Linked DNA regions of Homo sapiens: region 1 is linked to region 2. A link is a loop called in an ENCODE intact Hi-C map of the cell type or tissue named here. Cell type or tissue: MCF 10A. All regions are shown on one strand. Each heading gives the region's core, and the rest is flanking DNA. Links, peaks and the distances in the headings are about the cores only. Region 1 overlaps OVCH1 (ovochymase 1). Region 2 overlaps ERGIC2 (ERGIC and golgi 2).

Region 1 (4,406 bases), core at 150-4,149, 130 kb after region 2:
ATTGAATTGAACTCTGCCTTCTAACTTCTACCCAGTGGTCTTAGTTTTCAGCTCTGCAATTATTCAGAACAAGTCTAACTCTGTTTCTTTAGTAGCCTCTAAGATAAATCAAGACACTTCCCTCCTCCTCTTCAGTCTTCTTTGGATCAAAAAATATTATGGTTCCTATAACCATACCTCTCAAAACATTGTTCTGAATTTTTCCCATCTTGGTCATTTTCCTTCAGACAAATTCTGGCTTATCAATCTCCCTGTCTAAACATTGTACCCTAGAGGTCCTAGAGGTCCCTGAGACTCTAATAAAGGAGTTTCTTAAACTCTTGTTCTAAATATCCTTCTAACAGCTTAAGCAAAGGTGGCAAAAGCTTTATTGGCATTCTATCATCACAAGTTTGCCTGAGACAAAGTCAGTTTAGACCATTAAGCGTTTTAAATTATGAGCTGAAATTAAGCCACATCTTTTCTATCTGTACTTGAAATAAATATTTATATTCATTTTACATTAGTTTTGAAAGTTATAATCTTTCCATCATTTTAGTTTTAGCATACCCATTGGTTGTAGCATAAGGTCTAATCTCTCTGCATGGAACTCAAGGTCCTCTGCAATTAAGTCCCGATCATCCTTTCTATTCTCATCATCCACTGCTACCCCAGTTCCCATTCACATTGTTGTCCAGTCACAGTGGGATACTCAAAACCCAAAAAACCCCAATCTTCCCCACCTCCTTGACATTGCTTATATCTAATTCCCTTGGCATAGAATGACCTCTTCCTGCCTCTCCATCTGTTGAAATCTTCAGTATTAGAGCTACCAAAGACCTCATGAGCTATAAAATCATAACTATCCTTCAACGCCTCATTTCAATGCCATCTTTTCCACTATAACATTTATATCTCTCCCCACACTTCTAACCACTCCACACATACCTTAAAAACCACACCAAAGAGAATTAGTCTCTATCTTTTATAGTGTGCACTTTCTTGGATGGTATGGATTATAAAGCTTATTTCCTCTTGTAGTATAGTTATTTTTGTCTAGCTCTTTCTACCAGATTATAAACTTGTAGAACTGTTATCTTTGTAGTACACTATTCAAGTCTCAGTACGATTTTAAAAATGAATTTAGATCACTTAAGAAAATGAGATACTTGCAGAAAGATTTTCTAAAGCTTAAAGATATTTTTAGCTACATTTAGATATATTTCAGAGGACAGGGTATGTAGAAAATTCGTAAAATGAGACTGAAGCTTATAGGACATGAACTATTTTCCATCTTGTAGGTGATGCTAAGCAAAGTATTACCATGATCATAGAAATAAATGTGACAGAATTAATCACTAAATCCCACAGCAATCTCATTACCAGACGCTGTTAGTATTAAGTATTTGAACACATCCGTTCAAGTAAACTTTAGTTTAATAACTATTCAGGTTGATGATTTACATGAGTGAGTAAATATTCACCAATCAAAAAATATCAGATAAAATAGATACTTTTATATTAGAACTGGAGATACCAGATAAAAATGCCAAAATAAGCCAAGTTGTGGTGGCATGCCCGTGTAATCCCTACTACTTAGTACGCTGGGGTGGGAAGATCCCTTGAGCCCAGGAGTTTGAGCCCAGCCTGGGCAACGTAGGGAGACCTTGTCTCAAAAAAAAATTGCTGAAGTAGAGTGTTTTAAACTGCCCCATTTTGTGGGAGGAAAAGCCCCAGAAATCATTCCTATGTAGTATACATACCAATTATGAGAATAGTAGTCTCCTTTGGAATGGGGGTAACAAATCTTCCCACTTTCTCCAAATAACACTGTCCCCTGAGGTTTACAATCTTCAAAAACATGGGAAAAAGCCGATCATTTGCCTCACCCATAGACAACATTTCAAAATGATACAGAGGCCAGTCTGAAGCTGTACGATTTATATTAGTCATTTCATCGATATTTATGGGAATGCAAATATTTTTAGAAGCTATGATTTAGACATTGTATTTGCAAACAGACTTTAAAAACATTTCTGAATTCACCATAATTTGAATCAAAATCAAAACTTTTAAAAACACTTCTTCAGATTTAACATTTATCCAACTTTCCCATCTCTTTCTAGGCTGTCTTGGGTAAGGTTAAATACCTTTGTATAAAGATGCTAACGTACAATTTGAGAAGCTGAGGCGGTTGCATCACTTGAGGTCGGGAGTTTGAGACCAAGCCTGGCCAACATTAGTCAGGTGTGGTGGTCCATGCCTGTAGTCCTACTCAGGAGACTGAGGCAGGAGAATTGCTTGAACCCAGGAGGCAGAGTGCATGCCACTGCACTCCAGCCTGGGTGGAGAACAAGACCCAGTCTTTAAAAAAAAAAAAAAAAAAAAAAAAGATGTCAAATAAGCTGGGTGCAGTGGTTCACGCCTGTAATCCCAGCACCAGCACTTTGGGAGGCCGAGGCGGGTGGATCATCTGAGGTCAGGAGTTCGAGACCAGCCTGGCCAACATGGTGAAATCCTGTCTCTACTAAAAATACAAAAATTGCCGGGCACAGTGGCTCACTCCTGTAATACCAGCACTTTGGGAGGCCGAGGCGGGCGGATTACGAGGTCAGGAGATCGAGACCATCCTGGCTAACACGGTGAAAACACGTCTCTACTAAAAATGCAAAAAATTAGCCGGGCGTGGTGGCATGTGCCTGCCTGTACCCAGCTACTCGGGAGGCTGAGGCAGGAGAATGGCGTTAACCCGGAAGGCGGAGGTTGCAGTGAGCCGAGATTGTGCCACTGCACTCCAGCCTGGGGGACACAGCATGAGACTCTGTCTCAAAAAGAAAAAAAAAATTAGCTGGGTGTGGTGGGGGGTGCCTGTAGTCCTAGCTACTTGGGAGGCTAAGGCAGGAGAATCGCTTGAACCCAGGAGGCAGAGGTTGCAGTGAGCAGAGACTGCTTGCCACCGCACTCCAGCCTGGATGACAGAGTGAGACTCCATCTCAAAATAAATAAAATAAAATAAAATAAAATAAATAAATAAATAAATAAATAAATAAATAAATAAATAAATGGATACAGCTTTTAGCAATGGCATGGAAAGTCTCCCTCATTCACTCAAAAGTTTTAGATGCCAGGGTCAGGTTTTAAATGTTGGAGCCTATGTATGAATATGAGCAGGGCTTTTAAAGTTTACATTCAAAAATTTAAATAAAACTCAGATTGTGAATATGGTACAATCCTCCTGTTTGCTTTCCTCTGATGACTTTCTTCAAGTCAGCTTCCTTCTCTAATTAGAACCACACATACCCTTTCCTCTCTGGCTTCCATTCACTTCTTGGACAGAACTCAGGGCCTTTGTTATATACCTTGAGCCCACTTTTGAGAGGGGTTGGCCCCGATCCAAACCTGTAAAAGGTATAAGGAGTTAGTGCCTTTCCCAATAATAATCATTTAAATAAAACATTTTTAACAATGTGAAGTTAAAAGAATATGAAGAATTATAACTTCTACTAAAATCAATGCAGAGGGAATCTTTTCTCAGAGTCAGTAACCCACTATGTCTTTTAAAAAAGGCTAAAGGACTACGTGGAAGCAGGAATTGATTTGATTTGCTGGTTAGTGTGGTTTTAAAAATAAGATGTGAAATATTCAATTCTCTGATTTTTAAGAGTTAAGAAAACTCAATTTAACCCTATTTCCAAAGCATAGCCAGTTCTGGAAAGAGATAGGGGAAGATGAACTAGAAAAAATAGGCAAATAGAAGATGAGAAGCTTAGAAGATTATCCTAAGGAAGCATTATTTAAATAAATCACTTATCATGTTCTGGTGTTCATTTCACTGAAATGAACCATTAATGTCTGATTTCATTGCTCTTGTAAAATCTCATTGTTACCATTTACATTTGTTCAGGGCTTTTAAACCTTGTCAACTTTCCCTTCCAGGTGATCAAAATGGAACACAATTGCTACCAGAAGAGAACTGCTCCCCTGCAGTGGAGCAGTGAAGAGGCCTTTTACATCTAAGACCAAAGGAGAGTCTGTGGCAGTCTGAGGAAGTGCTGGCCTGTGGTAGGATCCACAGCACCACTTCTAAAAGCCCTGTCAGGTGGCTGCCCTTGGACTGCCATGAGAAAGCGATGGAGGATGGAGAGAGCACTATGTTCTGGGGCTCTGGGTCTTGTCATTTTAAAAAATGTGTGGTTTCTGCATTCAACTGCTTGTTCCTGAAAGCTGTGTTCTCTCAGGCTTCTTTCATTCTGCAGACGACAGGTTTGGTATCTCCAGGCCCACATTTTCCTAATCTAGATTTTAGTGTCACAGAGCCAAATTAACTCTCCAAGGCCTCCCTCATTTTTTCACTGTTGCCAAGGAAGTTAACAAGGTTGAACAGGCAAAGTGGGAGATGAGTGATTTATTTTTGGTATTCTTAAGTA
Region 2 (4,406 bases), core at 210-4,209:
TTCTGTGCAAAAATTTGTAGTTCATTTTAGCATCTTGAAACAAAGCATCGACCAGTATGTTTCCAAATGAGCATCTCTCAGGTAACATGCAATGCATTTCAGAGGAGAATTAACATATGCTTAGATTACAGATTAGATTATACTGACTAAAGCTTATAAATCTCAAAATGTTTCCATCCACACATTTCTAAATTTAGTACACTCAGGTTTCCTGAAGTGAAACATTCCCACATGAACATAAAATATTCATGAATGTAAATCAGTATTCTAAATTCTAAACATCTTTAATATATGATTATAACACTGCTAAAAAGTAAAGAATATGAATAAATCTGAATAGGATATTAATAAATCTACTTAAATTAATAAAAAACTAAATCCTTAATTACAATTTTACAAAGGATAGAATTCCTACTAGCTGAACAAGCTTCAGAAGTCCTTAAAATGTCCAATAGCTGGAACATGGTATATAATATGACTATTTTAGAAAGAGGCAATCAAAAACCTGCAGAAAACATGAGAACAGACTACTTTCTAAAAAACTAAGAAAATGATCTTTCCATATTTGGATAGACTTGATACTTTAAATGGAGCAGAAGGTTAAATAGAACATTTTAAAAAGGTTATCTGTGCTATAATGTACTCCTTCTATGTTAATAACCAAACCATTCCAGAATAACTAGGTTTCTGGTGTTTGTAAAATTCTCCAGAGAGGTTTCTGAAATGATATATATGCATTTTAAAACTTTGAACCTATATTATACAAAGAAGAAAATTCTTCTCATAATGTTGAACCTTTTTTTCATTCTTATTCTTTGGTGAATACAAAAAAGTGCAGTTATGCCCTGTTAATGTATTAACCTTTCATCTATTTCTACTGTTTAAATTGAACTCCTTCTGCCTTTTAATTCCTTCATCTTTTAACTTGAATTTCTTTATTCTGTTCTATGGCTCATTTTTGAATATTCAAATTTCATCCACTACTAGGACAAATTCTCTTCACATACATCTCAATCACCAACCACTTAAAGATTATCTTTACACAGTAGTTAGGAAGACATTAAAAATGTATTAATATTCAGGTTATAAGCAAAATTTTCTACATGTAAAATCCAACAATAATTATTAAATACTTACGATCTATAGCAATTTTTTCAGTTCCATCTAAAGGATTAATAATTGCTGGAACAAGCTCTCCAAAAGACAAATGATCTATTCTATGAGAAAAATTGTAAGCTAAAAGGCAAAAAATAAAAACAACTTAGCAGAGAAATTATATTATTCAAAATTACTTGGTACAGACTGGTTTACATCCTTATCTATTCTCAAATGAAAATGTTTAAAATCTTCAAGGATAATAATACAGTATTTTAAGCCACAATACTTTGAGAAAAATAAATGTAAATATATGCGAATTAAATGTATAAAATAAATTCTGACAAAATGCTATATCTCAAATTTAATAATTATATACAATTTAACGTCTAGAAAATATTAATATATAATGAAAGCCAAAAATATACATCTTTCCTTTTCCAAATCATCATATAGTTAACAGGACGGTATTGTTAGAATTGGAATGATGGCCATGTGGCCATATAATAAAACTGATCAGATATATTTTTAATACACTATTGCTAAATGTGACCAAACTAATTTTCTGTGGAATCCATTACTTGTTTTGTCCTCTAAAGCAGACTTTAAGAACTTAAGTCTTAAGACAATCATGATACCAAACTAACCTGAATACTTTATACATGTCTATACATCCATATTTCAATTTGCAAATTGAAATAAACTGCAAATATATTATTTTCTTTATCCCTAAAAATTAGCAGAAATGTGTACAAAGTTATAGAAAGTACACTAGGCTTTCCTCCCTAACCTCAGCAACTCAGAGCCATGACCAAATACAAATGCAGATTAAAGTAAATCAATTTAAAAATTTATTTTTTCCTTTGGATGAATATGTTTTCAAAACAGCTCACTTTCAACTACACTATATCTGCACTTTTAAAAATAATATTTTTTCAAGTACATCTTTACTGAAAAAAAGTCAGAATCTGCTTACATTCATGGTTGACAAGTGCTGCCAAATGTGCATGACCACGAGGATGTGGAATTGCCCTGAAAGGAGAAAAAACAATTATTAAAGTAGTACCATTTATATGTATAATTAATTAAAATCAGAAACTGGATCTTCCCTAAGTTATATAATTTTTCTTAGTACAAAATAACATAAGAATGCATTTGGCCTATTGACTGAGCAGACAAGTCTACTCATCTCAGCAATGCAATAAACTGCTGGAGGTTGGCAAACATTTTTGGCAAAGAGCCAGATAGTAAATACTTTAGGCTTTGTGGACCATGATGCAAAATCAAGTATATTATGTAGTTACATAATGAGAAAAAGCAAATTTTCACAAACTTTTCATTGATATAATAGTAATGAGTCCTTTTTTTTGTAATACAACTGTTTTGCAGGGAGATTACACTTTGTTTAATTGGGGTTTGGAATGTTCCCTATTTTCAAAACTGACCATAAATCTTTATCTGATGATGATGATCTGTAATGAAATTTTAAATATTTCATCTTTGAAAATATTAATCCACGAGTATGTGTTGAGCATATTCATTGCTTGAAAGACATTTATAGAATTCCAGTAGATTATTCTCCTAATACTTATTTACTTATAAACATGTTATTATATTGCAGATTAATAACTTCCAATCTAAATTAAAGCAAAATTTCAATTGTGCAGTGAAATGAATTTGAAACATGGAAATTTCCTTTGTATTTGCATCAATGTCTGAAGTTCTGGAACTATAGTTTGAAAGGTCAGAAAATATATTCAAGTATGAGAATGAGTCCAGATCCTTGCTTTAACTTTTGACAGCAAACGCTATCAAGGCATGAAAATTAAAAGAAACCACTCAAAATCACTAGTCATTGAAACAACTTTACTACAATATAAATTTCATAAATATTGGTTTTCCCTTATACTTTTAGGCTAAATTCATTAAACATTATTAAGTCTGCATGAAACTTAATTTCCAAAAATATTCATTGCTCAATAATTGTAACTGATGGAAGTTCTCTCACTCAGAAAAAATTCAATCTTGGCACTGAGCTCAAAAAATATACTGCTAAGCCATCAAACTGCTATGTAGTAGGGCAAGATGGAATATTCAGTTTTTATATCTGACAAAAAAAAACCATGGAAATGTCAATATTTAGGTTCAGGAGAGCAAATGAAGTTTACCACTGACACACCAGTTTAAAATACAAAATCAATTCAAATATTTTCTGCAAAGCAATAGGCATTAAACACTACATTTTCACAAGGTTTGAAATGCATTCAAGTAAGCCTTTTTCTGCTCCACACACCACCATCAGTTATAATACATTTGTAACATATACCAGATTCCACTTTAGGATGTACTGAATTTGTGTTCTCTCAACTTCTATAAAAATATTCTTGCCTATAGTTTTTGTTGAAAGCAGGCGATTCATAGATACTAATTCTGCAATCACTTCAAATTCAGCATTGATTCCTCAAATAAACAATAAGCAGTTCTAGTAACATCTGTCCACTTATCAAGAGTTTAGGAACTACTCAAAATCTCCTGGCTTGTTTTTTAACTGGCTATTAGATACTGCTCTCAATGTCCTCATCTACCAGAACACTCTTCTTGAAGAAGGCTAGTCATCTGATTGTCTAAAGCAAATTTATTTTTTCTGGAGTCATTTCTTTAGCTTTGGCAGTCAAACATTGCTTCACAGACTTATCAATACTTGGATGGCTTTCCTTACTTGCTAAACAATGAGGCACTTAAAGATTACAGCTTCATTTTCACGTTTTATGATAAAATTCTACAGTGTTTGGATATTCCATTTTTAATTTTCTAATTTTTCTGATCATTGCTTTTTTATAGGTTGGTAATATTGTGATGAATGCTCAATCTGGCACCATCAACAGATACTGTATTCTTTTTAGCACAATTAAATAGTGTCATTGCTTAATACGCAGGATGTTCTGCAGCCAAATTTGATCAAATAATCCATGGTACACTGTGCTTTAAAAATGCAACATTTGAAGTCCATATTTCTTTTTTTTAACATAGTAATACAATAAATAAATAAAATGTTGCAGGACAGGAATACACACAGCACTTTTAATGCTGTCAAATTATAACTGCATCACTACAATTCATAGTACACCAAAGTACAAAGTAATGAGAGAGTCATATATGGTCTCTGCCATAATTACTCAACTGTGGTACTGTAATACAAAAGCAGCCATATATAAACAAATGAGCATGGCTATATGCCAATAAAACTTTATTTTTGGACACGAATTTAAATTTCATATATTTCTCATGTATTATATTACTCCCCTTCTGAT

Evidence for each region. Peaks named below come from ENCODE experiments on the same cell type or tissue, not always from the same donor. Only the 100,000 strongest peaks of a DNase experiment are listed, where the experiment ranks them.
Region 1: it touches region 2 in a loop (2.5-fold over the local background); 1 of 110 quality-filtered maps calls a loop at or near these places.

The regions. Positions count from the first base shown.
Region 1 is chr12:29,482,971-29,487,376 of GRCh38, forward strand. OVCH1 (ovochymase 1) reads right to left here. Exons shown (of 26, transcript NM_001353179.2): 8 at 3,280-3,378; 9 at 1,743-1,830. It overlaps OVCH1-AS1 (OVCH1 antisense RNA 1), which reads left to right. Exons shown (of 2, transcript NR_073172.1): 2 at 3,916-4,354. Among named protein-coding and RNA genes, the nearest start is that of OVCH1, 13 kb to the right of the region's middle. In MCF 10A, for the core only: no CTCF peak of the experiment used is centred there; no DNase peak of the experiment used is centred there.
Region 2 is chr12:29,347,942-29,352,347 of GRCh38, forward strand. ERGIC2 (ERGIC and golgi 2) reads right to left here. Exons shown (of 14, transcript NM_016570.3): 9 at 2,072-2,127; 10 at 1,138-1,236. Among named protein-coding and RNA genes, the nearest start is that of ERGIC2, 31 kb to the right of the region's middle. In MCF 10A, for the core only: no CTCF peak of the experiment used is centred there; a DNase peak (open chromatin) is centred at 2,330.